Regions from separate parts of the Homo sapiens genome. Here region 2 is linked to region 1. A link is an interaction called in ENCODE POLR2A ChIA-PET data of the cell type or tissue named here. Cell type or tissue: PC-3. All regions are shown on one strand. Links, peaks and the distances in the headings refer to the core of each region. The heading gives the core; the rest is flanking DNA.

Region 1 (15,626 bases), core at 7,616-15,615:
CCATTAGGCTCAGCAAATTACCTAGGCTGTACTGCTGCAAGGCTTAGTAGACAGCCCCCATTACTTCAGTCAAGCCCAAATTTCATCCTCATCTGTTACCTATCTCGGCATAATTCTCATAAAAACACACGTGCTCTCCCAGCTGATTGTGTCCCATTAATCTCCCAAACTTCAATCCCTTACAAAACAACTCCTTTCCTTCCTAGGCATAGTTAGTGAGGTCAGAATTCTTACACAAGAGCCAGGACCACACCCTGTAGCCTTTCTGTGCAAACAACTTGACCTTACTGTTTTAGCCTAGCCCTCATGTCTGCATGCAGCGGCTGCCGCTGCTTTAATACTTTTAGAGGCCCTCAAAATCACAAACTATGCTCAACTCACTCTCTACAGTTCTCATAACTTCCAAAATCTATTTTCTTCCTCATACCTGACGCATATACTTTCTGCTCCCCGGCTCCTTCAGCTGTACTCACTCTTTGTTGAGTCTCCCACAATTACCGTTGTTCCTGGCCCAGACTTCAATCCAGCCTCCCACATTATTCCTGAGACCACACCTGACCCCCATGACTGTATCTCTCTGATCCACCTGACATTCACCCCATTTCCCCAAATTTCCTTCTTTCCCGTTCCTCACCCTGATCACGCTTGATTTATTGATGGCAGTTCCACCAGGCCTAATCGCCACACACCAGCGAAGGCAGGTTATACTATAGTACAAGCCACTAGCCCGCCTCTTAGAACCTCTCATTTCCTTTCCATCGTGGAAATCTATCCTCAAGGAAATAACTTCTCAGTGTTCCATCTGCTATTCTACTACTCCTCAGGGATTATTCAGGCCCCCCCCCCCTTCCCTATACATCAAGCTTGAGGATTTACCCCCACCCAGGACTCGCAAATTAACTTTACTCAACATGCCCTGAGTAAGATAACTAAAATGCCTCTTAGTCTAGGTAGATACTTTCACTGGATAGGTAGAGGCCTTTCCTACAGGGTCTGAGAAGGCCACCGCAGTCATTTCTTCCCTTCTGTCAGACATAATTCCTCAGTTTAGCCTTCCCACCTCAATACAGTCTGATAACAGACGAGCCTTTATTAGTCAAATCAGCCAAGCAGTTTTTCAGGCTGTTAGTATTCAGTGAAACCTTTATATCACTTATATTACCAACTTAAAAAGGACTGGACAATACTTTAACCACTTTCCCTTCTCAGAATTCAGGCCTGTCCTCAGAATGCTACAAGGTACAACCCATTTAAGCTCCTGTATAGACGCTCCTTTTTATTAGGCCCCAGTCTCATTCCAGACACTAGACCAACTTAGACTGTGCCCCAAAAAACTTGTCATCCCTACTATCTTCTGTCTAGTCATACTCCTATTCACCGTTCTCAACTACTCATACATGCCCTGCTCTTGTTTACACTGCTGGTTTGCACTGTTTCTCCAAGCCATCACAGCTGATATCTCCTGGTGCTATCCCCAAACTGCCACTCTTAACTCTTGAAGTAAATAAATAATCTTTGCTGGCAGGACTATTCTGAATCTCCTTAGGCACTCTCTAATCGGATATCCTGAGTCGTCCCAATTCTTAGATCTTTTATACCTGTTTTTCTCCTTCTGTTATTCCATTTAGTTTCTCAATTCATCCAAAACCGTATTTAGGCCATCACCAATCATTCTATACGACAAATGTTTCTTCTAACATCCCCACAATATCACCCCTTACCACAAGACCTCCCTTCAGCTTAATCTCTCCCACTCTAGGTTCCCACGCCACCCCTAATCCCACTTGAAGCAGCCCTGAGAAACATCGCCCATTCTCTCTCCATACCAACCCCCAAAAATTTTCACTGCCCCAACACTTCAACACTATTTTGTTTTATTTTTCTATTAATATAAGAAGGCAGGAATGTCAGGCCTCTGAGCCCAAGCCAAGCCATCGCATCCCCTGTGACTTGCACATGTACGCCTAGATGGCCTGAAGTAACTGAAGAATCACAAAAGAAGTGAATATGCCCTGCCCCACCTTAACTGATGACATTCCACCACAAAAGAAGTGTAAATGGCTGGTCCTTGCCTTAACTGATGACATTACCTTGTGAAAGTCCTTTTCCTGGCTCATCCTGGCTCAAAAAGCACCCCCACTGAACACCTTGCAACCCCCCCACTCCTGCCCGCCAGAGAACAAACCCCCTTTGACTGTAATTTTCCTTTACCTACCCAAATCCTATAAAACGGCCCCACCCTTATCTCCCTTTGCTGACTCTCTTTTCAGACTCAGCCCGCCTGCACCCAGGTGAAATAAACGGCCATGTTGCTCACACAAAGCCTGTTTGGTGGTCTCTTCACACGGACGCGTGTGAAATTTGGTGCCAAAACCCGGGTACATCTTCCTGAATCAGGCTTCTGAGAACTGTTCCACTTTGCAGTCCTGTTGGATCTATATCTTGAGAAATAAATTAAAGAGCTTTTCCCTCCACAGTGACTCTTCGTATATTTGTAAACAAGTTTGGTTTTATTTGTTTTAATCATTTTGATTGAAATGTAGAACTAGAAACAAAATGATGGTGTCAAAAATAGTTTATTAGTTGTTAAGTTTTTAGGGAGTCAAAAGTTATATATGGATTGTCAACTGCAGAGGAGGTCAGTGGTCCTAATGCCCACATTGTTCAAGGTTGACTGTATGTGTGTAGACGTATATTTTTTTCTAGTTAAGGAGATAGCCATACAGTTTTACTTTTCTCATGAGCTTTATTTGTTCAATTTTTGTGAATGTTTCAGGTGCATTTGGAAAAAAATATATTTTATATTATCAGTGCATAGTGATCAATATGTATTCAAAATATCTGCTATACTATCTTATTTAGATCTTCCGGAAAATAACTTATTTTTGCCCACACTTTCTGCCTTATATTGAGAGTGGTATATTAAAATCACCCTGTATTAATATGTTATGGTCTTTTTTTTTCTTGCATCTCTTGTAATTTGTATTTTATATAAATAATCAGTGTATTAATTACTACATAAATTCTTAACTATGTACTCTTCATTGCAGTATGTAGATTTTAATATTATACAACATCTTTCTTTGCCTCATTTAGTTCTGTTTTTATGTCTACTTCTTTGGCATCAGAATTGCAACCCCTTTCTTATTGCTAACATTCATCTTGTAAATCTTTGTTCATTATTTTACTGTGGTATACTATTACCTCTCACAGTTCAACTCCTGTTTCATACCAACCTTATTATTTTTTTGGCATTTGTGGTCTTGTTTTTATGATTGCGTTAGAATGTCTAATTCAATTTGCAGTGTTTATTACACTTTTCATCTGCTTAGTGGTTGTTTCCTTTTTTGAGTGAGTGATTTTTCAAAAGAAAAATATTTTTATTTACATTATCTGAAGTTTTAAAGAGGTTTCACATAAATATGGTCTGTTTTTTCCTATTCCTGTTTCGTGGACAAGGAACCTAGTTAGAGAGCTCCCTCTTCTGTCAGTTCTGTCCTATTCAGCATAGTGTCCTCTATGGGTGGTGGTGATGATGGGATTGGGAAGGGCAAATGATAGTCATGTCTTTTTTCTCTTTCCTTTCTGCAGGATTCTTAAGTCCCTCACATTACTTATTTGCTTTGATAGTCACATTTCTAAGGAGTGTCACTCCTTTATTTTCTGCTTCTCTCCAAGAAACCATTGTTTTCCTTTCCAAGTTTTCCACTTCTGGTCTTCAGTTTCAAGCCTTTTCCCAGTACTATGAACTACCAAGTCCAAAATTGTGTTAAGTATTCTGGCATTGATTGTTGAAGTTTTATCTTTCAGGGTTTATTGTATCTGTGATTCATTTATGTCCTCTAGTCTTCTCTTCTGAGTATGTTAAAGACTAATCTCCCTATCCTGCACCGCAGGTATTCAGTGGTAGGCAGGAGCGAGTGTTCTTTTGCAATATTTTTTCTCTATTTATAGGTAATTTGAAGGTTGTGGTACTCTATGTGTCCTAGAGATGTTGAAAGGATAAGGTATTATGTGGTTTTATTTGCTTTTCTTATTAATTTTATGAGTTTGGGGGAGAGATAGGAGATATCTGGGATTAGACAACCATCTCTGCAACGTGAGAAACTGAGGATTTAGCTACTGTTATTTGTTAAAGTGCCCTTTCTCTTAAATCCTTACTCTGAAATCTATTTCATACTTCAAACCTGTCAAAGGTTGTATGGAAGACTTATTATAAGCTCTCAATAAATAAAAATTCTAAAATGTTAACCTCAGGTGACTGTGTTCTTAATGTACAGGCTTACTTTCTTGTAGCCTGTCTGTGTAATTTATTTAGTATTTTAACAAACAGCTGTCACCTATGTTGGCTGAAAAAATGCAAGTCTAACCATTTTAATGTTGGAGCAATTAAAACCATGTATGAAAAAAATATTACATTGGATTTTACAACATATGTGCATCATAGCTAGAAACACTTCTAAGAATATATTTAAGAAAACCTCAGTTGGCGAGTAGAAAATATCAGAAAGCCTACTTAGTACTATATGGGATTGTGTTATCATAGCTCATACAGGATGTTTGGTGGCGTTGTGTACAGTGGTATTTGTTCTCTCCATCATGAGGTAACTCCAGCCACAATTTTTTCCATTTACGCATGGTAATGTTTTGTCCATTTAAGATGCAATTAAATTTCATTGTATTGTATTCCAGTTTAGAAATACAGCAAATGTTTTTATATATACATTAAATTTAAAATATATACATATACATACACATAAATTATAAATATGTATCTTATTTTTATATATTTAAATTATAAAATAAATGGTGGAGTAAAATTAGCAAGATGACAGAGTGGGAAGCCCTGGTCTCTTTTCTCTCTACAAATGCACCAATTCAACTAAAAATTCATAGACAAATTTTCTTTGTGGGAAATTAAGAAACTAGTTGAGATGCTCCAATGCTGTTGGTGAAACTACTCATGTTGAAGCCTTAGGGAAATCTAAGGTACACTCCTTCCCTAATTCCTGCCCCCAGCACAGTGCCAAAAAACCAGGGAGAAACTCCCCTGCTCCCAGCTTTGCTCTTGGTTAATAAATGATGGATGGCATGTCCAATTCCCCAATTTTTCCAGGGGCTACTCCTAAGACTGGCTTCTCTCTAGCCTGTCTCAGTGTACTGATAGAACCAAGCATAGCCTGGCTGCGTGGGACCAGCAAGAACATAGATGGTGGGGTGAGCTGGCAGTTTCAACCACTCCTTGGATCAAGATGGAGTGAGTGGACCAAAACCTTTAACTCTCAGCTTCTCCTTGGGGGAAAAAGTTGAACTAAACAACTGATAATCCATATTTTCTGGAGATTGCCTGAGGAGCTAGCTTTATTCCTGTTTATCTCAGAGCACTGACAGGACCTGGGATATTCTAGATGCCTGGAATCTACCAAGAAAAAAAGAAAGCCAGTTGGACTAGCATGAAGGTTGAAGAAGACTGCAAAAATCCTTCGCCAAATAATAACTAAAAGACAACAAAAAATGCCTTTACTGATATTATAAAAAATAGACTTTAAGTCAAAAATTGTCACAAGAAAAAAAGAAGGATATTACATAATGATAAAGGCGTCAATTCACATTGGAGGATACAATAATTTTAAATATATATGCACCCAACATCAGAGTATCTAAAGGTATAAAGCAAACATTGACTGAACTTAAGGGAGAAATAGATAGCAATACAATAACAGTAGGAGATTTCAGTGCTCACTTTTAATAATGGATAGAACAACCAAACATAAAGGCAACAAAGACCCAGATGACCTGATCAACACTGCAAGTCAAGTCACCTACAGACATGTGCAGAACATTCCATCCAACAGCAGCAGAGTATACATTCTTCTCAAGTGCACATGGATCATTCTGCAGGATAGATCATATGTTAGGTCATAAAAGAAGTCTTAAGAAAATTAAGAAAATTGAAGTCATATCAAGTATCTTTTACAGCATCAAGGGAATGAAACTAGAAATCAGTTGCAAAAGGAAAACTAATAAATATGTGATAATTTAACAATACATTTTTGAACAACCAATCTGCAAAGAATAAATCAAAAGGGAAATTTAAAAACACATTAGAATAAATGAAAACAAAAATAAAGTCTAACAAAACTTATGGGATGTAGTAAAAGTAGGGCTAAAAGAAAAGTTTATAGTGATGAATATCTGCATTAAGAAAAAAGAAAGGTCTCAAACAATGCACTTTATACCTTGATATGGTTTGGCTGTGTCCCCACCCAAATCTCATCTTGAATTGTAGCTCCCATAATTCCCCCATGTTGGTGGAGGGACCCAGTGGGAGATAATTGAATCATGGGGGTGGTTTCCCCCATACTGTTCTCATGGTAGTGAATCAGTCTTATGAAATCAGATGGTTTTATAAGGGGAAACCCCCTTTGGCTTGGCTTTCATTCTCTCTTGTCTGCCGCCATGTGAGACATGTGTTTTACCTTCTGCCATGATAGTGAGGCCTCCCCAGCCACGTGGAACTGTGAGTCCATTAAACCTCTTTTTCTTTACAAATTACCCAGTCTCTCAGTTAAGTCTTTATCAACAGTGTGAAAATGGACTAATACATATCCCAAGCAACTAGAAATGTAGAAAAGAACAAACAAAGTTCAAATTTAGAAGAATAAAGAAAATAATAAAGATTAGTTCAGAAATAAAATAGTGAATGGAAAGGATATATAAAAAGTAAACAAAACTAAGAGTTAGTTTTTGGAAAATATAAATAACTTGACAAACCTTTAGCTAGACTAAGAAAAAGAAGAGAGGCCTTAAATAAATGAAATCAGAAATAAGACATTGCAACTGATGCCACAGAAATATAAAAGATGGTAAGAGACAACTAAGAACAATTATAGGCCAACAAATTGGATAACCTAGAAGAAATGAAAAAATTCACAAAGACAAGGACCTACCAAGACTGAATTATGAAGAAATAGAAAATATGAGCGTATCTATAACTAGAATGAAGATTGAATCAGTAATCAAGAAACTTACAACAAAAAAATTCCCAGGACAAGATGGCTCTTCTGGTGAAGCCACCAAATATTTAAGGAGAAATTAATGGCCATCTTTCCCAAGCTATTATATAAAAATTTAAAAAGAATAAATACTTTCAAACTAATTTTATGTGGCCAGCATTACCATTACACCAAAGCTTGTCAAAGATACCACAAGAAAACTATAAGCCAATATGTCTAGTAAACGTAGATGCAAAAATCCTCAACAAAGTAGTAGCAAAATTAATTCAACAGTACACTAAAAGGAGTATATGCCATAAGCAAGTGGCATTTATCCCTGGGGTGCAAGGATAGCCTAACATACAAAATCAATTAATGTAATATACCACATTAATAGAATGAAGGATAAATGTCACCTGTGCATCTCAATAGATTCAGAAAAAAAGTTTTCACAAAATTTAATACCCATTTTATGATGATAACTCCTGCCAACCTAGAATTTGAGAAAAATATTTCAACATTTTGAAGGCCCTATATGTAAAGTGCATAGCTAATATCATGCTATGGAAAAAGCTGAACTTTTCCTCTGACATCAGAAACATGGCAAGGATGTTTGCACTTGCCATTTCTATTTAACCCTTGTCCTACTTAAAGCTCTTAGGCAAGGAAAAGAAATTAACAACATACAGATTGTAAAAGAAGAAGTACAATGGTCCCTGTTTGCCTATGGCATGCTCTAAAGAATCCACAAAAAAGCCTCCTAAAACCAAGTAAAGTTGCAGGGTACAAAATCAACATGCAAAAATCCTCCTATATTCATTTATTAAAAGACTTCATATAGTTAAAATATTTGTATTTCACAATGTGATCTGCAGATTTAGTGCAATACCTATCAAGACCTCAATGGCATTTTAGAATTAGGAAAACAATGATACTAAAATATACATGGAACCACAAAAAGCCCTGAATAGCCAAACAAATCTTGAGCAAGAAACAGAAGGCCAGAGGCCTCAAACTTCCTGATATCAAAATATATTACAAAGCTACAATAATTGAAACAATATGGCACTGGCATAAAGATGAACATATAGACCAATTAAACAGATTGGAGAACTTGGGAATAAACTTTGCAAATATGGTTAAACGGTCTTTGGGTGGCAGGACTATTTAAGGGGAAATGACAGTTTCTTCAACAAACAGTGACGGGAAAAATGAACATCCATATTGCAAAGAAATTGCTTATCTTACACCATATGCAAAAATAAATTTCAAATGGATTAAAAGCCTAAATGTAAGTACTGAAAATGTAAAGCCCTTCAAAGAAAACATAGAGGAAAACCTTTTGACATTGGTTTTGGCAATGATATCATCAATCTGACACCAAAAGCACAGGCAACAAAAGCAAGAATAGACAAGTAGGACTATAGCAAACAAACAGCTTGTTCGCATCAAAGGTGTGAAAGGAAAATATCTTGGGCCCCCAAAATCACTCAACAAAAGGGAAAATTCAAGCTGGGAACTGCTTAGGGCAAAACTGCCTCCCATTCTATTCAAAGTCATCTCTTTGCTCACTGAGATAAATACGTATCTGATTGCCTCCTTTGGAAAGGCTAATCAGAAACAAAAAGATGCAACCATTTGTCCCTTACCTGTGACCTGGGAGCCCCCCATTCTATTCAAAGTCATCTCTTTGCTCACTGAGATAAATGCATATCTGATTGCCTCCTTTGGAAAGGCTAATCAGAAACAAAAAGGTGCAACCATTTGTCTCTTACCTGTGACCTGGAAGCCCCCTCCTTGCTTCCAGTTGTTTCACTTCTGCTTTGAATTGTCCCACCTTTCTAGACCAAACCACTGTTCATTTTACATATGTTGATTGATGTCTCATGTCTCCCTAAAATGTATAAAACCAAACTGTGCCCTGACCACCTTGGGCACATGTCAGCAGGACCTCCTGAGGTGAGGCTGTGTTATGGGCATATGTTCTCAACCTTTGCAAAATAAACTTTCTAAATTAACTGAGACCTGTCTCAAATTTTCAGGGTTCACAAAGGAAATAACCAATGGAATGAAAGGATGATCTACAGAATGGGAGAAAATAATTGCAAATCATATATCAGAAAAGGAGTCAATATCCAAAACATATAAAGAACTCCTACAACTCAATATTAAAAAAAACACAAGTAACCCAATTAAAAAATGTATCAAAGACTTGAATGGTCATTTCTTCATAAAAAACATACAAAGGGTCAATGGGCATATGAAATGATGCTCAATATCACTAATCATCAGGGAAATGCAAATTATAACCACCAAATATCATCTCTCACTTATAAGGATGGCTATTATCAAACAAATGAAAGACAAGTGTTGAGAAGTACGTGGGGTAATTAGACCCCTTGAACACTTTGGTGGGAATGAAAAATTGTGCTGCTTCTGTGGAAAACAGGATGGTGATTTCTCAAAAAATTAAAAATAGAACTACCATATGATCCACCAATCCCCTTTCTGGGTAATTATGCAAAAGAATTGAAATAAGAATCTCAAAGAAATATTAGTATACTACTGTCCATTGCTATACTAGTCACAGTAGCCAATGTGTACATACACATACAATAGAATATTATCCAGCCTTAAAAATGAAATCCTGCAATATGTAACAATGTGGATGAAACTTGAGGACATTATGCTAAATGAAATAAACAAGTCACAGGATAAATACTATATGATTCCACTTACGTGAAATATCTAAAGTGGTCAAGCTTATAAAATCAGAGAATAGAATGGTGGTTGCCAGGAATGGAGAGAGGAAAAAATGGGACGTCGTTAATCAAAGGGCATAAAGCCTCAATTATGCAAGATGAATAAATTATAGAGATCTACTATACAACATTGTACCTATTGTTAATAATACTGTACTGTAGACTTGAAAATTTGTTAAGAGGATAGATCTTATGTTGTATTTACCTCAATAAAATAAAATTTTAAAAAATTAGCAAAGCATCTGCAAAGATACGTAAAAAAGATAACATGAACAACTGAGGTTTATAACTGGGAAATAAAAACTATCTGATTTCAATCGAGGCAGAATAAAACATTTAATAAAAGCATATGTCATATGTACTCCTTATAAAAATTCTCATCAGACTAGGAATAGGAGGGAACTTTCTCAACCTAGTAAAGGTCATTTATGAAAATCCTACAGCTAAAATTAAGTATAAAGGTAAAAAAAGTGAATATTCATGCTCTAAGATCAATAGCAAAACAAGGGTGTTTACTCACCACTTGTATTCAACTTTGTGTTGAATATTCTGGCCACTGTGACAAGGTGATAAAAAGAATTAAAGGCACACAGTTTTCAAAAGAAAGAGGTAAAAACTGTCTTTATTCATCTATGCAGATAACCCAATGAAATCTACAGAAATGCTGCTAGGATAAGTGAATTTAGGCAGGTTAAACAATAAAAGATACACTTAGAATCAACTGTGTAAATGAATATATATATATATATATATATATACACACACACACATATACATATATACTTACAATTTTAAAATAAAACATTTGAAATTAGAAAATAAAATGTATAATAGCTTTAAAAACAATAGACTACTTTGGGGAAATCTCATAAAAACATAAAAGGCCTGAATATTAAAAACTACAAAACATTACTGAGTATAACTTAAGTATATTGAGACAATGGACTAGGTAAAGAAAATGTGGTACATATACACCATGGAATACTATGCAGACATAAAAAAGAAAAAAATCATGTCCTTTGCAGGAACATGGATAGAACTAGAGGCCATTATCCTAAGCAAATCAATGGAAGAACAGAAAACCAAAAACCACATATTCTCCCTTATAAGTGGGAGCTAACCATGGAGTACACAGGCACACAAAAAAAGGAAACAATAGACACTGGGGCCTACTTGGGGGGGAGAGGGAGAAGGATGAGGATAGAAAAACTGCCTGTCAGGTACTATGCTGATTACCAGGATGACAAAATTATCTGTACACCAAACCACTGCAACATGCAATGTACTCATATAAGAAGCCTACATATATACCCTGAACCTAAAACGAAAGCCAGAAGGAAAAAATTAAGCATATTGAGGTACAAGAAACATACTTTACTCAAGGATCAGAAGACTCTCAGAAGTAAAAAGGAATCGGCTGGATGTGGTGGCTCACGCCTGTAATTCCAGCACTTTGGGAGGTCAAGGCAGGTGGAGCAGTTGAGGTCAGGAGTTCAAGACAAGACTGGTCAACATGGTGAAACCCCGTCTCTACTAAAAATACAAAAATTAGCTGGGCGTGGTGGTGGGCATCTGTAATCTCGGCTACTGGGGAGGCTGAGGCATGAGAATAACTTGAACCCAGGTGGTGAAGGTTGCAGTGAGCTGAGATCACACCACTGCACTCTAATCTGGGTGACAGAGCAATACTCAGTCTCAAAAAAAAAAAAAAAGGAAAGAAATAAGAAATAAAAGGGAATTAACTATTGATACATGTATCAACATAGATGAGTATAAAAACTATTATGATGCTGAATGAAAAATCTAGAACACAGATGTACATATTATATGATTCTATCTATATAAAACATAGAAAGGCAAATCTATAGTAACAGAATATTCATCTGTGAGGGGAGGAGCAAGAGGAAGTATTTTATACATAGGGGAAAGGATACTTTTGAGGTTAGTAGGTGTTTTATATATTGCTGAGGTGATGGTTTCACAGATGCATAGATATGGAAATACATCAAATGTCATACTTTAAGCATATAAAGTATGCTTAAAGTATCTCAATTATACTGCAACAGCGCTGTTAAAAATAAATAATGGCTAAAAGCTTAAACAAGCACTACATAGAAGGGGATATAAAAATGAAAAAAAAAGATGAGGGATAAGCATCATTATTCATTTGGAAGATGGAAATTAAATGTACAATTGTATGCAAATGCATAGTATCCAGAAGGTCCTTAGACTAAAATAATTCATAATACTATGTATTGTCAAGAATACAGAGTAACACTCACATAAACTGCCAGTGAAATTATAAATAAGCTTTATGAATAAATTATCACTAGTTTTTAAAGCGTGAACTAAAGGGCCTAAATATATGACAGCTTATGACTTAGAAATTCAACTCCTAGGCGTACACTCAAAAGATATGAAGCCACATGTCCCACAAGAGCTATATTAAAATGTTTATAGCAATTTTACTCATAATAGTGAAAAGTGGAAATGACTCAAATGTTGAACAATATTAGAATAAATAAGCAAATTGTGATACATTCTTATGAATTCTACATGACAATAAAAGTGAGGAGCTACTGCTGCACGAATATATGGATGTATCTCACAGACGTAATGCTTAGCAACAGAAGCCACAAAGATCATACATGCTAAGCTTCCATTTATATGAAATTAAAGAACAGGCTAAATAAACCTATATTTTCAGAAATCAGAGTAGCAGTTTTCTTGGAACAGGGGAGACAGTATCAATTAGCAAACAGCAAGAGAGTCTTGGTGGTGGTAGGTAGTCTCTATTGCAATCTGGTAGTAATCGTGTAAGTGTAGACATAGCTTAAATGTTTACGAGTAAATTTAAGATAGGTATTCTTTATTGTGTTTTTGCTCAATTAAAATATATGAAGAGGTAAACTGTAATCAATGAAGTATTTAGTGTAAATGAGAAAATTAGTGAAGAAAAATTTCATGACGGCAGTTTGTGGAGCAGGTCTAGTAAGGTGCCAGTCCAAACAACAGCAGGTGGGTAAGAGCTCTTGGGAGGATATTTCCAATGAGAATAAAGTGACACTCATGGGTTATACAACATAATTGAGAACTAAAAAAACCAAAAAACAAAAAATTTTAATCTGGCAGAAGAGTTGTTTTTTATTGTATAAGGGTTATAACAATAGAACCTCAAAGAAGGAAATATAATCCTAGCTTACTATTGGGCTCTAAAATGTCCTCTATTTGGCCAGACACAATGGCTCATGCCTGTAATCCCAGCACTTCAGGAGGCCGAGGCAGGTGGATCACTTGAGGCCAGGAGTTGGAGACCAGCCTGGCCAACATGGCAAAACCTCATGTCTACTGAAAATACAAAAATTAGCCAGGCATGGTGGTGGGTGCCTGTAATCCCAGCTACTGGGGAGGCTGAGGCATGAGAATCGCTTGAACCAGCGAGGCAGAGGTTGCAGTGAGCCAAGACTGTGCCACTGCACTCCAGCCTGGGTGACAGAGTGAGACTCCATCTCAATAAATAAATAAATGTTCTCTATTCATGAGGTCATGATGATGAAGCATATTGTATCAGCTAACTACTATAAAGAACAAATTATCCTCAAACTCGTAAGCTTAAAACAACAAAATATTTCACTTCACAGTTTCTGAGGTCAGAAATCAAGAGCAACTGTGCTAGGTGGTTCTAGCTCAGGATCCCTCATGAGGTTGCAGTAAAAATGTAGGTTGGGTTGTATTTTCTAAGGCTTGACACTGGCTGAAGAGTTGAACCAAGGAGGCTCGTGCACAAGGCTGTCTACAAGATGGCTGCAGTTCCTTGCTAGCTGTTTATAGGAGGCCTCAGTTCTTTGCCACATGGAACGCTTAAAAGAGTTGCTCACGACAAGGTAGCTGGCTTCCACCAAATCAGATGATATGAGAAAGGGCAACGCCAAAGACATACTGTCTTTTATAATCTAGCCTCAAAAGTGATATGCGATAACTTCTGCCTTATTCTCTTGGTCACAGTGATCAACCCTTATACAATGTAATTGATTATATCAAAAGGGTTAAATTCCAAGAAACAGGGATCATTGGGAGCATATAGGAAGCTGTTTACAAGAGTCTAATCTTTGGCCCCAAATGATTTATGTCCCTCCCACATACAAAATCCACACCAACTGCCAAATCTCATTCCGTTACAATGTCAGTTCAAAGTCCGAAATTTGTCACATCCAGGTATGAGTGAGACTCATCAGGTGAAGTTCCTTAAGTTTAGCTTCTTGAGTATCATTTTTCTCCATGTGAAGGCTTGTGAAATTAACAATACTAGAGATTTCCTTCCCTTATACACTCAACATTCGAAAGAACAAACTATAGACATCCTTGTTCAAAAGAGGGAGGGGCATGAGAATTACAAAGGAGTCACTGATGCATAATAATTTAAAATCTAGCATAGCAAATGTCGGGACTCATTTGATTAGGACTCAGTCCTATTTCTGCTTATAAAATCACTCTTCATAACTCTTGGATCCACCTTACAGGCTCTTAGTTCTGTCCTTTGAATTATTCTTACTTTTGAATAAAAGGTAGCAATTCATTGTCAATTTTCTACTGACATAGTCATCTCAAAAGTGTTTTGAGGTTTTCTATGAACTCTATTTGTAAAAACCGCACACATAAATCTCTTCAATCTTCTCTCTACCTGGAGCTTCTGCTGAGATACCTGAGGGACAATACCCTGGGGCTTCCTAGAAGCCCTATTATTTGACCTTTATAGATCTTCATCTGACTGAATTGAGGCACTACTTGTGTTCTTTCTATGATATTTACAGGAAATTTCAGTCACACCCACACCTTCTTGTTTAGAATCATGCTTTCCTGAGAGCACTCTAGATTGGATCTTTGCTCAGAATCTATTTCTCAATTTTAGCATTTTTGACATGCTAACATTTGAGAGTCCAGGAATCTCAAAACTATCAAGTTCTGTCTTCTTTTGCTCAACAGCCCTTCCATTAGCTTATGTGTGTTCTATAGCATTGTAATATAAGTAGTAGGAAGAAATCAGACAAGATATTCAACACTCTAGTTGGAAATAAGTTTAGAGCATTCTCTTAAATCATTAAGTACATTTTCTACTTTCCACAATGCTACAGACAAAAGTGTTGCTAAACTTTCTGGTACTAAATAGAAAGATTTTTACTTTCTCCAGTTTCTAATATGTTTTCACTTCCCTACTATAAGCCCATACTAGAAGGTTTCAGTCTTTCCTGTCCTTTTGGCCTCCATCCACTGCCTGTTTTCAAGCACTCCAAAATTTTAGTGGTTTTTTTTTTTCTTTATAATAGTAACTTCATTCTTGGTACCAAAATATGTATTGATTATTGCTATGTGACACGTTAATATTTAGTGACTTAAAAGAATAAAAGTTATGTCTGGGCGCAGTGGCTCACGCCTGTAATCCCAGCACTTTGGGAGGGTGAGGTAGGCAGATCACCTGAGGTCAGGAGTTCAAGACCAGCCTGACCAACATGGTGAAACCCCGTCTGTACTAAAAATACAAAAAAATTAGCCAGGAGTGGTGGTGCACACCTGTAATCCCAGCTGCTCAGGAGGCTGAGGCAGGAGAATTGCTTGAATCCAGGAGGCAGAAGTTGCAGTGAGCCGACATGGCCCCACTGCACTCCAGCCCAGGTGACAGAGTGAGACTCTGTCAAAAAAAAAAAAAAAAAAAAGAATAAACACTTTACTATTTCACACAGCTTCTGAGAGTGAGGAATCCTCGAACAGCATAGCACGATGGACCTAGCTCAGGGTCTCTCATGAGGTTGCCGTCAAGGTGTTGGCTGGGGGCTGTAATCATCTGAAGGCTTGACTAAGACTGGAGCCTATA
Region 2 (15,934 bases), core at 7,622-15,621, 150 kb after region 1:
CCACATTTTGCCAGCTGGTGTTCTGACTGGTACTTGCTCCTCAATTTTAGGAAAGAGCATAGTCCAGGCACAGTGGCTTATGCTTGTAATCTCAGCATTTTGGGAGACAGAGGCAGGTGAATCATGAGGTCAGGAGTTTGAGACCAGCCTGGCCAACATGGTAAATTGTCTCTACCAATAATAAAAATAAACAAATAAATAAATAAAAATTTAAAAAAATATAGCCTGGTGTGGTGGTGGCTGCTTGTAATCCCAGCTACTCAGGAGGCTGAGGCATGAGAATCTCTTCAACCCAGGAGGCGGAGGTTGCAGTGAGCTGAGATTCCCACCACTGCACTCCAGCCTGGGCAACAGAGGGAGACTCCGTGTCAAAAAAAGAAAGTAACCATTTTGGCCAGGCATGGTGGCTCACGCCTGTAATCCCAGCCCTTTGTGAGGCGGAGGCAGGTGGATCACAAGGTCAGGAGTTTGAGACCAGCCTGGCCAAGATGGTGAAACCTCGTGTCTACTAAAAATACAAAAATTAGCCAGGCATGGTGCAGGTGCCTGTAATCTCAGCTACTCTGGAGTCTAAGGGAGAGAACTACTTGAACCCGGAAGGCGGAGGTTGCAGTGAGCCTGAGATTGCACCACTGCACTCCAGTCTGGGCGACAGAACAAGACTCCATCTCAAAAAAAAAAAAAAAAAAAAACCGTCATGGAAAGAATAGAACCACAGAAGAAAAGGGAAAGTGTCTTATAATCATTGAGAAAATGTTAAGGCTAAAATTTAGTGTATCAAGCCTTGAAGAATAAAGAACTGAAAGTACATGTCATTAATTTCTTTAAAAATATAAAATAGTATAGATAATAGAAAAAGTAGATTTCACAAAATCCAAGACGTTTTGAAAAAGGCATCCGTTTGGAGTTCAAAATAGTTTTTAGCAAAGTAACTATTTATAAACTGGCTAATTCTTCCTATTCAATATTTCCAATAGCCTCCAATATTTCACTTCTTTCTTTATCATGAGCCAGACAGACCCTTGAGAACACAGCTTCAGTGACAGCCCAGGTCACTGCACCATCAGGCTTCTGGGAATGGAAATTATTGTGAGTCCTGGAATCTTTAATATTACTCGATCAGTGGTTCTACACCTTTGCACCCTTTTCATTATTCCCTTAAATTGGGTCCTCCTCCCAGGTTAAAAGTTCAGTGTACTCACATGTGATAGTGCTCTGGAGAGTGCTGTCGTGATCGAAAGCAATGACGGTCACTTCACAGGGTGGTGGGCCCCCATCTTCCCCATTTTGCTGGCGGCTCAGACAGCAGCAGCGGAAGCACAGGGACGTCAGGCCACACAGGAGAAGCAGCGCGCCAATTACCACTAGCAACCTGCAAAAGCCCACGGGGCGAGTGGGAGCTCTGGGATCTGGCTTTTTTCCCAGCTCTGCTGTAACCAGTCTTTAATGTCTGTGTTTTGATTCTTGTCTAAACATTTTATAGAATAATTATAAATATTTTAATTTATAATTTTAATTTCAAGGCTTTTGCTTTATAGATACACCTCCTTATTTTGTCAGCTGCAGTAAGTCAATTCATTAGAACAAATAGTAAGACATTTAAGGTAGTTTGGGGGGCTGCTTCTTTTTTCTTTTCTGAGACAGAGTCTTGCTCTGTTGCCCAGGCTGGAGTGAAGTGGCACGATCTCAGCCTCCTGAGTAGCCAGTACTATAGGCACATGCCACCACACTCGACTAATTTTTTTTTTTTTAGACAGAGTTTTGCTCTTGTTGCCCAGGCTGAAGTGCAGTGGCACAATTTCAGCTCACCGCAACCTCTGCCTCCTGGGTTCAATCGATTCTCCTGCCTCAACCACCTGAGTAGCTGGGATTACAGGCATGTGCCACCACGCCCAGCTAATTTTGTATTTTTAGTAGAGACGGAGTTTCTCCAGGTTGGTCAGGCTGGTCTTGAACTCCTGACCTCAGATAATCCACTGTCTCGGCCTCCCAAAGTGCTAGGATTACAGGTGTGAGCCACCGCGCCCAACTTTTTTTGTATTTTTAATAGAGATGGGGGTTTCTTTATTTTGCTCAGGCTGGTCTCGAACTCCTGGCCTCAAAGTGATCTGCCTGCCTCAGCCTCCCAAAGTGTTGGGATTACAGGTGTGAGCCACCACGCCCGGCCAGGCTCTGCTTTTTAATTCACTAAAGTAATCTTCGTTGAGATATTTCTAGAACAGACTCCGAGGGAAGGACACAGTAATGGTTTGATGTTTGCGGAGGAGATGGTATTGAAAAAGGAAATCCTGACATATTGTCACATAGGTAGTGATGAAGTAATGAAATCTTACTCCATGAGATGCTAAGTAAGTAGGCAGGTTGTCATTTTTAATGGCCTTGAGGAATACAGTGTCTTTCTGGGTATTATAAGTGAAACTTACCATATATACCAGAGATGTACCCAGTCTGTGGTCAGGCAACTATAAAGAAAGAATAAAGTTTTCTACATTAAAAATATAGTCAATCCCTGTTATAACTCCAGACTCAGAAATATGAGTTACAATATGATGTGATACCTTGTTATAAATAAAGCACCATGGGTTATGTTTTTAAAATTCACTGTAGCTAGTTGAATCTTTTGCCAAATGATATGCTTTAAATAGTACTTTATACTATAGATGGCATTGTCTGAGTCATTTTGTAAATCATTATAAAACAAACTAGTGATCATTAGAAGTGTCCATAGAAAACATGTCTGTGCCTATTGCAAACATTTATGATAAAAATGACCAAGAAAGGGCCAGGTGCGGTGCCTCATGCCTGTAATCCCAGCACTTTGGGAGGCTAAGGCTGGCAGATCACGAGGTCAGGAGTTGGAGACCAGCCTGGCCAACATAGTGAAACCCCATCTCTACTAAAAATACAAAAATTAGCCGGCCGTGGTGACGCCATCTCAAAAAGAAAAAAAAAATACTAAGAAAGAACTTGGAATGCAAGTTTACAAAGAGTAACTTTGAAAATGGATGTGAAACTTAAGGCTTGTGTATATTTGAGGTCAATAAAATGTAAACATAAAGAAAATTTCAGTTATGAGTATGAAAGTCATACAATCACATTTGTAATTTATCTTTTGCAAGCTGTTGCAACACTCCCACTGAGAATGTAGGAAAAAAAAAACTTAGTTTCTTCCTGCTATACTCTCCCAACCCTCTGACACCAGATGTGGGTGGGTGAGGATTTCCGCACACACCAGGCAAGCAATCTTCCAGCAACAGACAACAGCTGAGCGTCCTCTAATTCAATTCAATGCCAACACCACCTGCTTGGAGATAGGATCCGATCCCATAGGGTGAGGACTCAGTCCCCTAGACGGCTCCCCAGAATTCTGATGCCAATCACAATTTGTTTTGCCTGTGCTTCTGACCTACTGGTTATAAATTGGGGGTTCCCTGACTCCCTCTTGAGGTTGCGTTAATTTGTTAGAGCAGCTCACAGAACTCCGGGAAACACTTACTTACATCTACAGTTTATTACAAAGAATATTACCGAGGATGCGGATGAAGAGATGCGTAGAGCAAAGCATGTGGGAAGGGGCACGGAGCTTGCAGGTCTTCCGAGTGCACCACCCTTCAGAAACCACTGCCTGTTCAGCTTTACAGAAACTCTTCAAATCCATCCTTTGGGATTTTCATGAAAGCCTCATTATGTAGGCGTGATTGATTAAATCATTGGCCATTGATGATCAACTTAAACTTCAGCCCCTCTACTTTCCTTGGATGTTGAGGGGTGAGGCTTTAAGCATTCTGCATTGGTCCTTCCAATGACCAGCCCCATCCTAAATCTACCTAGGGGCTGCCAGCCACCAATCAACTCATTAGCATGCAAAATGATGCTACTTACTTTGGGGATTTTAGAAGTTGTATGCTAGGAGATAGGGACAAAACCAAATATATATTCTCACAATATCACACCCACCGTAAAGAGTACCCTAATTTTTCACATCCAGGATCAAAACTAATTTGCATATCCACTGAGACCAAACAGGAAGAGGGAAAAAAGTAGAAGCCAACTTTACCATGATGAAAGCTAAATAATGTTCTGAGTTCACTATGGCAATTGTAAATTTTCTCTGTAAGAATGAAAAAAAAATAGGGATTGTATGGGAGAAGGAGAAGATAAGTTCAGGAATTGGAGAATGAGGGGAGGCAAAATATTTGTGTATCTTTGAAGAGTAGTAAATTTTGTTATTTAATAATTCTTTCTGATACAGGAATCTACTGAAATCTAGTGAATCTATTTTTATTCTCTGGTCACACATTTATAGAAAATATAGTTTTGTTTTGTTTTTCACTGAACAATGACTCCTCTTGGTTTTCCCACATTTCTTACTTGTTGAAAACTCTTCTAGTTCTAATTAGACTCTGGTTTATAGGAAAGGACTCTTCCTATGGTGGAAGATGTGTAAAACCTCAGAAAGCAGGTGTCAAGTAGTCAACACCCAATTTGCATGTGACAGGTAATCAAGGCTATCACCCTTTCCCTGGGTTTAACAGACCTGGCTATTGGGAAACCCTTCCCATGGCTAAATATGTATTTTTCTTCATCCTAAACACGTTTTTATTCAAAGTGCCACTACTTTTTAAAATTTGTATTTTACAGTTCCTTTAAGTGGAATGATTCTTTTGCATTTTTATCTTCATGTCCTCTGTGTCTACATAAGACTTAAGTGTGACAGGTTTGGATTAGTTGATAACTACATCAAAGTGATAGCTAAATGAAGTCTGCCCAATAAATGTTAACATGCCCTAAAAACTAGAAAATACTTTCCCAATTTAAAGTAATAATGTTACTTTGGAAATCACCCAAATATATATGCCAGTGACTAGATACTAAACCGTCTGTCCTGGTGAGTCACTGAGGAGCAGGGCTAAGGAAGTCTTTTGCAAGTCTCTATGACTGTATAAGTTGAGATTAATCGTGCTGCTTTGATGGGAAGATTGGCTTTGGGTAAAAACATGCTGTCAGCAGTGTTATTTTGAGTGCTTAAGATGACAAAAACACGTCTTTATTTTGTGATAAGTCATCTATGAGATCTATTACTTAAGTAAAAATAAATAAAAAGAAGTCATAGATGTCTAATGACATCTTGACTCTCTTTTGGGGTAGTGATGTTTTGGTCTGTTGCTCCTTCCTCCCAGCTTGAACTCTATACTTACTGTTCAGGATTACCACAGTTTTCCTCACATCTCGTCCCAGAAAGCTGTAGAAAGAGAAATTGTCTTATACAGGGAAATTGTTTTGGCCACTGTGTTCAGCTGCTTACCAATCATCTCTCATGGTTGTGCTGTGTTAGATCAAGCAGTAAGAAGGTCACGGTCATAGGGGCAGTCTATTTAGGACTGCCATTTTCATCTCTCCCATACTTGCTGGCTTTTGTACTTGAGGTAAGGGAACCTTGAAGAACAAATATCTCATCTGTTGTGTTGATGGTGGGTGAGCATCACCCTTTGTGAATGAGAGGTAGCCATTTACATTAATTTGTTTGTAGTAGAAAATTCCTGATCTCTCTGTCCCTTGGGATATTGCCATTGTCCTCCTAATTCCTGCCCAGTTGAATTCTACACCACTGCTCTTTTTTTATCCTGTTAGTGTGACAATGACTATACAAAGGAAGAAGGGGAAAAGCGAGGGGGCCAGTGGGACAGAGAGTCTTATTTATCGAATAGCTACTAGATGCCACTCAGACTGCTAACAAGTTTTTTTTTTTTGTTTTTTTTTTTTTTTTTTTTGAGTCTTGCTCTGTCACCCAGGCTGGAGTGCAGTGGCGTGATCTTGGCTCACTGCAACCTCTACCTCCCGGGTTCAAGCAATTCTCCTGCCTCAGCCTCCCGAGTAGCTGGGACTACAGGCACGTGCCACCACGCCTGGTTAATTTTTGTATTTTTAGTAGACACAGGGTTTCACCATGTTGGCCAGGCTAGTCTCGAACACCTGACCTCAAGTGACCCACCCACCTCCGCCTCCCAAAGTGCTGTTGGGATTACAGGTGTGAGCCACCGCGCCCGGCCATGAACTCTTAATATTTCATAACATTTAATCACAATAACCCTCTTGGTGGGTATATTTAACCTTATCTTGAAAGGTTAAGGGACTAAGGCACAGGGTTTTAAGTAATGTGACCAGGCCAGGCGTGGTGGCTCACGCCTGTAATCCCAGCACTTTGGGAGGCCAAGGTGGGCAGATCATGAGGTCAGGAGTTCGAGACCAGCCTGGCCAACATGGTGAAATCCCGTCTCTACGAAAAATACAAAAATTAGCCCGGCGTGGTGATGTGCGCCTGTAATCCCAGCTACTCTGGAGGTTGAGGCAGGAGAATTGCTTAAACCCGGGCAGTGGAGGTTGCAGTGAGCCGAGATCATGCCACTGCACTCCAGCCTAGGCGAGCAAGACTCCATCTTGGAAAAAAAAAAAAGTGACCAAATGTACACACCTATTGATGCAGACAGAATTCAAATCAAACTCTATCATAGATATGTGTTGGATGAATTAATAGCACTGGGGACAAGTTTGCTCTAACAATTCCTTGACATTGCTATGAAGTCCCTTCTACTCCCTTTACAGAAAACAAAAAAACAAACAAAACTGTCCACTCTTTCTTCTACCTGATTTTTTAGTTGACTTCCTCTTTCAAAAACCCATTCAAGGCTGGGTGCAGTGGCTCACACCTGCAATCCCACCACTTTGGGAGGCCGAGGTGGGTGGATCACTTGAGGTCAGGAGTTCGAGATCAGCCTGACCAACATGGTGAAACCCCATCTCTACTAAAAAAATACAAAATTAGCCAGGCGTGGTGGTGCATGCCTGCAATCCCTGCTACTTGGGAGGCTGAGGCAAGAGAATCGCTTGAACCCAGGAGGCGGAGGTTGCAGTCAGCCAAGATCGTGCCACTGCACTCCAGCCTGGGTAACAAGGGCAAAACTCCGTTTAAAAACAACAACAACAACAACAACAAACCATTTAAGTAAACTCAATTCTAGAAGTTGCTTCTGTCTTCTAATAACCTGAGTGATCTGATATTTCAGGAAAGCAACCACAAAGGCCCTAGAAAAGAAACAGATTTGTAACTATTGGGAGTTTATGGCGGGTAGTGAAGGGGTAAGGAGACACACATTCTCAAGACCTATCAGTTGGAAAGGATCTGTAAAAGGATTAATGGCCAGCCTTTGCAGGTAACATTTGAGAAACCCGTGTTTGTGTTTTCATTGGAAAGAAATGGCCACTAACGATGAAAAAGCGTGTGTTTCCTCTACGCAACCATGGTACTTTCTTTCACTTTCTTCACTAAAGGTAAGAGAAGCCTAAAGTGCTCAGCAGAGAAAATGCTACTTTTCAGGCTTGTTGCAAAGAGAAAAGAAAGGAAAAATGAAGGGAAGACAAGGCAAAGGGAGTGAAGAGGAAGCAAAAAGAAAATATAAGAAAAAATGGATTTTCAGATACCACTTTAACTGTTCTATTAGCAAAAAAAAAAAAAAAACAAACCATACAGCCCACTCTGTACGGGGGCCATACGGGAATCTGAGACTATCCAGTTTTCTTCATTTGCTCTCCTTCTTGCTAGATGGCATAGCTCTATAAACTTCCCTGTGACAATTGTTTAGAATCCCTCAGTCCAGTGACCCTTTTCTCCACTAATGGATTACTCAGAGACTTCTGATTCATTGTGGGGCCCAAAATATTTTAAAAGAGCCCTGCCTCTCTTATTTCTAGACTAGAGGCACCTAAACTGCTAGAACAGGATTAGAAATTCCTGGATGGGAAATTCCGTTTAGGGGAATTACACACCTAGTTTTCATAATTTGTTTGGAATTTTGAGGGATGGGTGATAAGATGCTAAAAGAGATAAAATACTTCAGCGGCACTTCTAAAGTGCCACGGCAATCCTGCTCGTTTCCATGCTCACTCTAATTTCTGTCCCCCTTTTCATTGTCATTGCCATCAGTCACACATGCATCTATGCAATCTCGTAATACTAAGGAAACTTTGTAGTTTATTCATTTCCCTATGACCCCCTGGGTTCTGTATATGTCTCCCCACCCCGCAGTTCATTTCCTTTCAGACTCTTCTGAGAGTTGATTAATCTGGGGAAAAATACTCTTTCTGCCTTTTCACCACTGAACTCACCAGGATGAAATACAGCAGGGCTGAGGCCGCCACGACATGAACTCGGACTCCCATCGGGCTGAATTCCTGCTTCTTCAGAATCTTGCACTGGGCATCCGTTGCCTCCTTTCAATGCTCTGTGCCATATTTTACTTCTTGACCTAGAATTCTTAAGAAGAGAAACTTTTCTCAGGAATTTATCAGCTTTTCTCTCTCTCGTTCTCTCTGTCTCCTCCTACTCGCTCTGGCTGTTATTTTCTATGGCTTTTCCCTCTTCTTTCCTGTTTTTCTTCTTTATTCTTATTACTATTTCTATGGCCTCCACATTTACTTCCTTTTGCCTTCTTTCTTTCCGTTACACTATTAATTCTTTCTACATCTTGAAGTTTCTTTCTCCTACTGCTCCCAAAAAGGAGACATTCAAAGAGGACATATGTGTCCTCTGAATGAAGTATTTTTCTAGACAGCGATGAAAAACTTGGCTTTGAGGATGGTCAAAGGCAGATTGCTGGTGACCAAATATATTCCTTTCTTCATCAGAAAACTGGTAATATTCTTGATCCTTCACCAGAGTACTCCAGCGTGACTGTTGCAGGGTGAAAGTCACCCTGCTAATCTCCTTTCTTCTCTCTCCGTGTGACTAACAACCCCTTCTTGCTCTTTGAAACCCTCCCCTTCACTATGTTGATAATCAACTCTCCTGGTTCTGGGTCATTTATATCCCTAAGCATTGGGGTAAGACTGAGAGGTTGCCAAGTGAACAGGAAAGCCATCTCATCTTTGGAGAAAACAGACTTGAAGATGAGAAATCAAGTCGGAAGATTAGAATTTTCAGGTGTTATCAGTGACATCTTCCTCCTCCCTGACTTCACTTCCCATTGAAATAGATAACTGAGAAAGACATTTTTTTAAAACCAAATTTTAAAAAAGCAAATGTATAGGTTTCTTTCTTTCTTGCCTTTTCTTTGTTCCTTCTTTCTCTCTCTTTCTCTCTCTCTCTCTCTCTTTGGTTAAGGAGTGATGTGATTGAGAAATAAGTCTTGTCACTCAGGAAAATAAAACCTAAGGTTAGAGTAAAAACAAGCACACATGCAAAAGCATAGAATACTTTTTTTTTTTTTTTTTTTGAGACGGAGTCTTGCTCTGTCACCCAGGCTGGAGTGCAGTGGCGCAATCTCGGCTCACTGCAAACTCTGCCTCCTGGGTTCATGCCATTCTCCTGCCTCAGCCTCCCGAGTAGCTGGGAATACTGGCGCCCACCACCACGCCCGGCTAAGTTTTTTTGTATTTTTAGTAGAGACGAGACGGGGTTTCACCATGTTAACCAGAATGGTCTCGATCTCCTGACCTCATGATCCGCCCGACTCGGCCTCCCAAAGTGCTGGGATTACAGGCGTGAGCCACCGTGCCTGGCCTAGAATACTTACAATGAAACAAAGCTATAGACACAAATGTGGCCGGGTGCCATGGCTCATGCCTGTAATCCCAGCACTTTGGGAGGCCAAGGCGGGCTGATAACTTCGGCCAGGAGTTTGAGACCAGCCTGGAGAACATGATGAAACCCTTTCTCTACGAAACATACAAAAATTAGCTGTGTGTCATGGCAGGCACCTGTAATCCCAACTACTTGGGAGGCTGAAGCAGGAGGGCCACTTGAACCCGGAAGGCAGAAGTTGCAGTGAGCCGAGATCACACCACTGCACTCCAGCCTGGGTGATAGAGCGAGAATCTGCCTCAAAAAAGCAAAATATTAAAAGAAACAAAAGAATGCTGTATGAATGATTTATACTTAAGTAGGTGATCTTTTACTTAATACCAAATGTTTAATAAAAAAATTATTATTATTATTATTATTATTATTATTATTATTATTATTATTATTTGAGACAGAGTCTCTCTGTCACCAGGCTGGAGGGCAGTGGTGCAATCTCGGCTCACTGCAACCTCTGCCTCCTGGGTTCAAGCAATTCTCCTGCCTCAGCCTCCTGAGTAGCTGGGATTATAGACACCTGCCACGACACCCAGCTAACTTTTCTATTTTCAGTAGAGACAAGGTTTTACCATATTGGCCAGGCTGGGATAAGAAAAGTAGAAGTTAGTTTACAGTGATATATCTATCTCATAAGAATTGAATAAAACCTCCTTTCAGGACCTTTCTAGCTCAGTAAATCTAATTATGCTGAGTGATTGTGGAAGGGAGACTCTTGGGTGAGCTGATCATACTCTAAGGGTCCTCACACATAGCTTGATGATGGGATATGAGAATGCAGGATATAAACTGGTTTTGTTCTCAGCTAAGGAAAACAAATAATGAGAAAATGGCCTGGTACCATACTGGTGATTTAAAATCTGTCAGTTTCAAGACGAAATGAGCACTGACAGTCTTTTATTTTTTATTTTTTTAAATTAGGCAACTGGGGTTAGGATGAAGGGTGATTTCCAGATTTCAGTAGAAGACTTGGCAAGGTGGAAGGTATTTTATAGGACAAGGAGAGCAGGGCTTTAGGTGGCCTTCCACTAAATTATTATGTAATTCCTCCAGTCCTTAACGTTCCCATTCATACAACAGGAGCAGAATACCCACTTGACCTGCTTTAGATGTTATTTCCTAGAGAAAATAAAATAAGAGACAGGAAAGCATTTTGAATAGGATATTTCTATCATGAGTGCCCTGTACGTAGGGAACCCATCATGAAACTTTCCCTTCTCTTTTTCTTGACAGAAAGACAGTAGAGCACCAAGACCTAAAGCCTAGCCAGGATACCTGGGTTTAAATACTTGGTTTTGTCACTTATGAGCTGTGTGATCTTGGAGCAGGTTATTAGACCTCTATTGGCTCATTTTCATTTTATATAAAATGGGGGTAATAGTAGTAATATTTACTTGATAGCCTTATACAGATTAAATAAGTTAATGTGTGTAAAATGAATATAACAGTCCTGATATTTTTTGTGTTTGCTAAGATTATTTTGATTTTCACTAAAGTTTACCAGTGACCTTTACTTTCAAGATTCTGGATAATTACTGTCCTTTATGCTTCTCTTGTATATTTTTATACCATTCCCTCTCCAGACCACATTTTAGTCTCCTGATATTCTAATTCTTGAATATTTTTCCTTGCTAGCCTGGCCACCTTTTCTCCCAACCACGCCAGCCTTCACCTGCCTAAACAGGTTTGCTGGTTAACATGACTCCCCGCTCGCATTGCACTTTTCTAACACGTAATTGCCATCATCTTTTTGCCCTCCAGCTTCCAAACAGGTTTGAACAAAATAGGTTCTGTTAATGACCTCCTTGTGACTTTCCTTTCTTAGAATTATTACTACCCTTTTTTTTTTTCTCACCAGATTAGTCCCTGGAAAGATAAAAGTTTGTTTTTATCCTAATGAATGAGATTATGCCTTGGGGCAGCTTTAACTCTGAATCCTGTCCCTAACCAAGCCTCCATATAGGGAATGATGAAAGAAGAAAGATAATTCAGACAAGAAGACTGAACGAAGTACACTTTGGACAGGTACAGAAGGGCAGGTAGCTGGGATAGAGGGAAATGGTCTCATTACAATCCTATACAATCTTGTGCAGTTCCATTAAGCTTGTGAATCATTAGCTTATGTCCAGGTAGTTAAGGACTTGGAGTGGAACCAGTAGAGGGTGCATGTACATAGAGTTTTACACCTATGCTTCAGGGAATTGTTATACAACTGGTGTAACAAGTGTAGCCAAACAAATTGCTTACTTCTGGTTCCACTGATCATTCTCCTTTTGACCTTGCCTAAGTCAGGTGGCCAACTATGGATTTCTTTCCTCTCTGTGCCTCAATAAAATAGAGGCCAGGACTCTGAGGCATCAACCTCAAACTATAAGTCAGTGGGTAGGGCCACAGCCCTGATTTCAAAAATAAATAATATAGCAGAAGAAGTTTCATCTTTGCAACCCTTGGGAGATCCCTTGGGAAGTGTTTCTGTCTGATAAGCCAAGATCACAGCATAGGGATTGAGTGACAGCTTCAAAGGCACTGAAATCAGTAAAAAGATTAGAGTTAAAAAAGTTAAACAAGACAGAAGGATTCAGTTTATCATAGAATGTTTTAGGTTGATATGCTGTGTAACACATCACCACAAATTATGTGAGCAGCAAGGTAAAACAATGTACTTTTATTATTTCAAAGTATCTGTGAGTCAGAAGTGTGGGCACAACTTAGTTGGGTCCTCTGCTTGATGTCTCACAAGGCTGCAGTCAAGGTGGCTGCTGGGTTGCACTCTCATCATGCATTCTCAGGTGAGCCTGGGAAGATTCACTTGCAAGCTCCCTCAGGCAGAATTTATTTCTCTATGGCTGCAGGATCCATTTAAGCTTGCTTTTAAAAATCTAGACAGGGAGATAAAGATGGAAATAGGAGAGGGAGAGTGACTTTAGCATAATAGTCACTATACCTTACATAAGCACACGTAGATGATCACATACATTCCAGCACCTCTGCTACACTCCAAGTCATAGGTCTCACTCACACTCAAGGGGAAGGATTACACAAGATCATGAACACCAGGAGGCAGGAATAATGAGAGCCCTCTAAAATTTTTCAAATCTGTCCAGTTATCTGCCACACAAGGACTGTAGAAACTATCCCACTGATCTTTAAAAACAGGATAAACCCAAACGTCCATCAATGGATAAATAAAATGTAGAATGTGGTTTATACATACAATGGAATATTATACAGACTTTAAAAGGAACAAAATTCTGACACATGCTACCACATTGATAATTGTTGAAGACATAATGCTAAATAAAATAATTTAGATACAAAAGGACAAATATTATATGATTCCACCAGTATGAGGTGCCTAAAATAAACCAATTTATAGAAACAAAAAAATGGAACGGTGGTTTCCAAGAAAGGAGAAAGGAATTGGGATTTGTATTAGGTCTGTGCAGAGAAAGAGGATCAATACGCTGTGTACATACATAGAAATAGGTTTATTATAAGGAATTGGCTTGTATGATTATAGAGCCTGGTAATTTAAAATCTGGAGTGTGGGCTGCCAGACTCGGCCAGCGAGTGGAGAACTGGGAGAGTTGATGGCTGAGTTCCAGTCCATAGACAGCTGGGGGATTCTTTCTTATTTGGGGGAAGGTTAGAAGCTTTTTGTTCTTTAGGCCTTCAACTTTTGGATGAGGCCCACCTACATTATGCAGCGAAATCTACTTTCCTCTTCTGATTAATATGTTAATCTCATTTAAAAGCATCCTGTCTGGGAACCCCATGACCCAGTCAAGAAGACACAGAAGGCCAGCACGGTGGCTCACGCTTGTAATCCCAGCACTGTGGGAGGCTGAGGCAGGCGGATCACTTGAGGACAGGAGTTCAAGACCAGCCTGGCCAACATGGTGAAACCCTGTCTCTACTGAAAATACAAAACAATTAGCCGGGAGGGGTGGCGGGCACCTGTAATCCCAGCTACTCAGGAGGCTGAGGCAGGAGAATTGCTTGAACCCAGGAGGCGGAGGTTGCAGTGAGCCGAGATCATGCCATTGCAATCCACCCTGGGTAACAAGGGTGAAACTCCATCTCAAAAACAAACAAACAAACAAACAAACAAAACACATGAAATTCACCATCACAGGAGTTATTGCTTGGTGGGTATAGAGTTTCAGTTGGGGAAGATGAAAAGTTCTGGAGATGGATGGTGGTGATGGCTGCACAACAATGTAAATGTACTTAATGCCACTGAACAGTACACCTAAAAATGGTTGAAATGGTAAACACTTTATGTTCTATAATATTCATGGCATCCAAAATAACTGAGTCACTGTAGAAATGATAATGTGCCCTTTTCAGTGTGATATCGTTTCAGTATTTTTTAATTCTTTTTTTTTTTTTTTTTTAAAGGGAGTCTCGCTCTGTTGCCCAGGCTGGAGTACAGTGGCACAATCTCAGCTCACTGAAAATGAAAAGCATTTTCATTTTCCACCTCCCAAATAGCTGGGATTATAGGCTTGCAACCAGGCCCAGCTAACTTTTGTATTTTTAGTGGTGACAGGGTTTCAACAGGTTGGCCAGGCTGGTCTCGAACTCCTGACCTCAGTGATCCACCCCCCCCCTCAGCTTCCCAAAGTGCTGAGATTACAGGCATGAGCCACTGCACCTGGCCAACTTTTTCAATTTGTTCTCAAATACTCTGCACATAATAAAAGGAATATAGGAAACAGGGAGGAGGAGGGAAATGGAATCCTAATTAGGCTGTCAATATTGGTAATTTTTCCTAATAGTTTCCTATATGTTTTATTTATGTATTTATTTTTCCATTCTTCCTTTGTGTATTCTTTTCTTTGCACTTTTTTTTCCTGGAGTAATTTAAAGTAAATGCCAGATATCATATCATTTTGCTTATAAATACTTCCTTCAGAAGACATCTCTAATAGATATATATCTGGTTAGGAGGTTGTCAAGGGAAAATAGAAAAGTATTCTATCAGTAAATACATATAGACATACTTATGGGTCTCTCATGTAAGCGTCTTTGTGACATGAGTCAATCATGGATTTTACTGAAATACATTATTTGATGGGTAATTCAACTGTGCTGAATATTAGTACTATACTAATAATTATTATTTATTGGCTTCTTATTATGCTCCAAGTACAAAGCTTGTCATTTTTAACCAGCGTGTCATTTGAATTCCTATAGCAACGTGACATTTTTCACAAACCTAGTGTAAAAAAGCTTATTATTTTTACCCAGCATGTCATTTGAATTCCTATAACAATGTTATCAGGTAGACATTATCCCTAATTTCCAGACATGTCATTTGAATTCCTATAACAATGTTATCAGGTAGACATTATCCCTAATTTCCAGACAAAGACATAGATTCAAAGTATTAAGATTTCCCAAGATTGTAGACTAAAGGAAAGTACTGAAACTAGCTCTTTCTGCATTCAAAGTGCTCTCTGCTGCTACGTTACACTGGCACTGCATGAACTAGTAGCCCCAGATAAATTCTAAAATCACCCAGGACACACCATCGCTGGAAATGGGAGCCATATGTGATTCACCCCAAAATTCTTAGATCCATTGCCAGATAAAACAGTGAAAATCAAAAGAGAATATATCTGATTCGTAAAAGACACCATATAGAAACAGTCTGCTAATGAAATTAGCAAACAAACATTGGAATCAAATATTTTGGCCCATAATTCTGGCACATTTTTTACAAATGTAGTGTGACTTACTCTCTTTGAATTTCAGTTTCTGTCTCTGAAGAGTGGGTACAATATCTCTCCTCTGATGCTCATGAAAAATAGTTTTCCCTTTCATAAATTACTTAGCGAAATATCCTGAAACACCTTCAGAATCACCACTTTCTCCACCTGCAATACACATAACTCAAGAATTTGCGTCAGCGAACTTCCCAATATGAAGCAAAGCCTCTCCTTCCTCCTACCAATGATTGAGTCATTCTTCTATTAGATAACAGTAGCTATTTAAATACTTCTGCAGAAGCTCACATATTTTTAGTTTGTTGAAGTTCGTGACTGCTTCACTCTCTCATTCTTAGCTTGAATTTGGAAATGACTTTTGATGACCTAAAGATCCAGACTGTGAAGGACCAGCCTGATGAGAAGTCAAATGGAAAAAAAGCTAAAGGTACTAGGGATGGGAAAATGTGTACAGGGAAAGAATCCCAGTGTTAGCCCCAAAATGTAAATTCACCGAAGAATGGGATTAGAAAGCTAAACACCCAAGTATGGGAAAATAGAATTAATACCATTTACTTAAAAGAAAAACAAG

What was found. Peaks named below come from ENCODE experiments on the same cell type or tissue, not always from the same donor. Only the 100,000 strongest peaks of a DNase experiment are listed, where the experiment ranks them.
Region 2: POLR2A ChIA-PET joins it to region 1 with 10 read pairs; 2 of 35 experiments call an interaction of 5 or more read pairs at or near these places.

The regions. Positions count from the first base shown.
Region 1 is chr12:10,319,708-10,335,333 of GRCh38, reverse strand. It overlaps KLRD1 (killer cell lectin like receptor D1), which reads right to left. Exons shown (of 6, transcript NM_002262.5): 6 at 5,726-15,626. LINC02617 (long intergenic non-protein coding RNA 2617) reads left to right here. Exons shown (of 3, transcript NR_159946.1): 3 at 2,271-2,474. Among named protein-coding and RNA genes, the nearest start is that of LINC02617, 11 kb to the left of the region's middle. In PC-3, for the core only: no CTCF peak of the experiment used is centred there; no DNase peak of the experiment used is centred there.
Region 2 is chr12:10,171,858-10,187,791 of GRCh38, reverse strand. TMEM52B (transmembrane protein 52B) reads right to left here and starts at 8,760. Exons shown (of 5, transcript NM_001384896.1): 1 at 8,164-8,760; 2 at 5,199-5,242; 3 at 2,424-2,462; 4 at 1,203-1,372. The coding sequence starts at 8,217. OLR1 (oxidized low density lipoprotein receptor 1) reads left to right here and starts at 15,660. Exons shown (of 6, transcript NM_002543.4): 1 at 15,660-15,790. The coding sequence starts at 15,715. RefSeq lists an enhancer at 7,203-8,402. In PC-3, for the core only: no CTCF peak of the experiment used is centred there; a DNase peak (open chromatin) is centred at 7,701.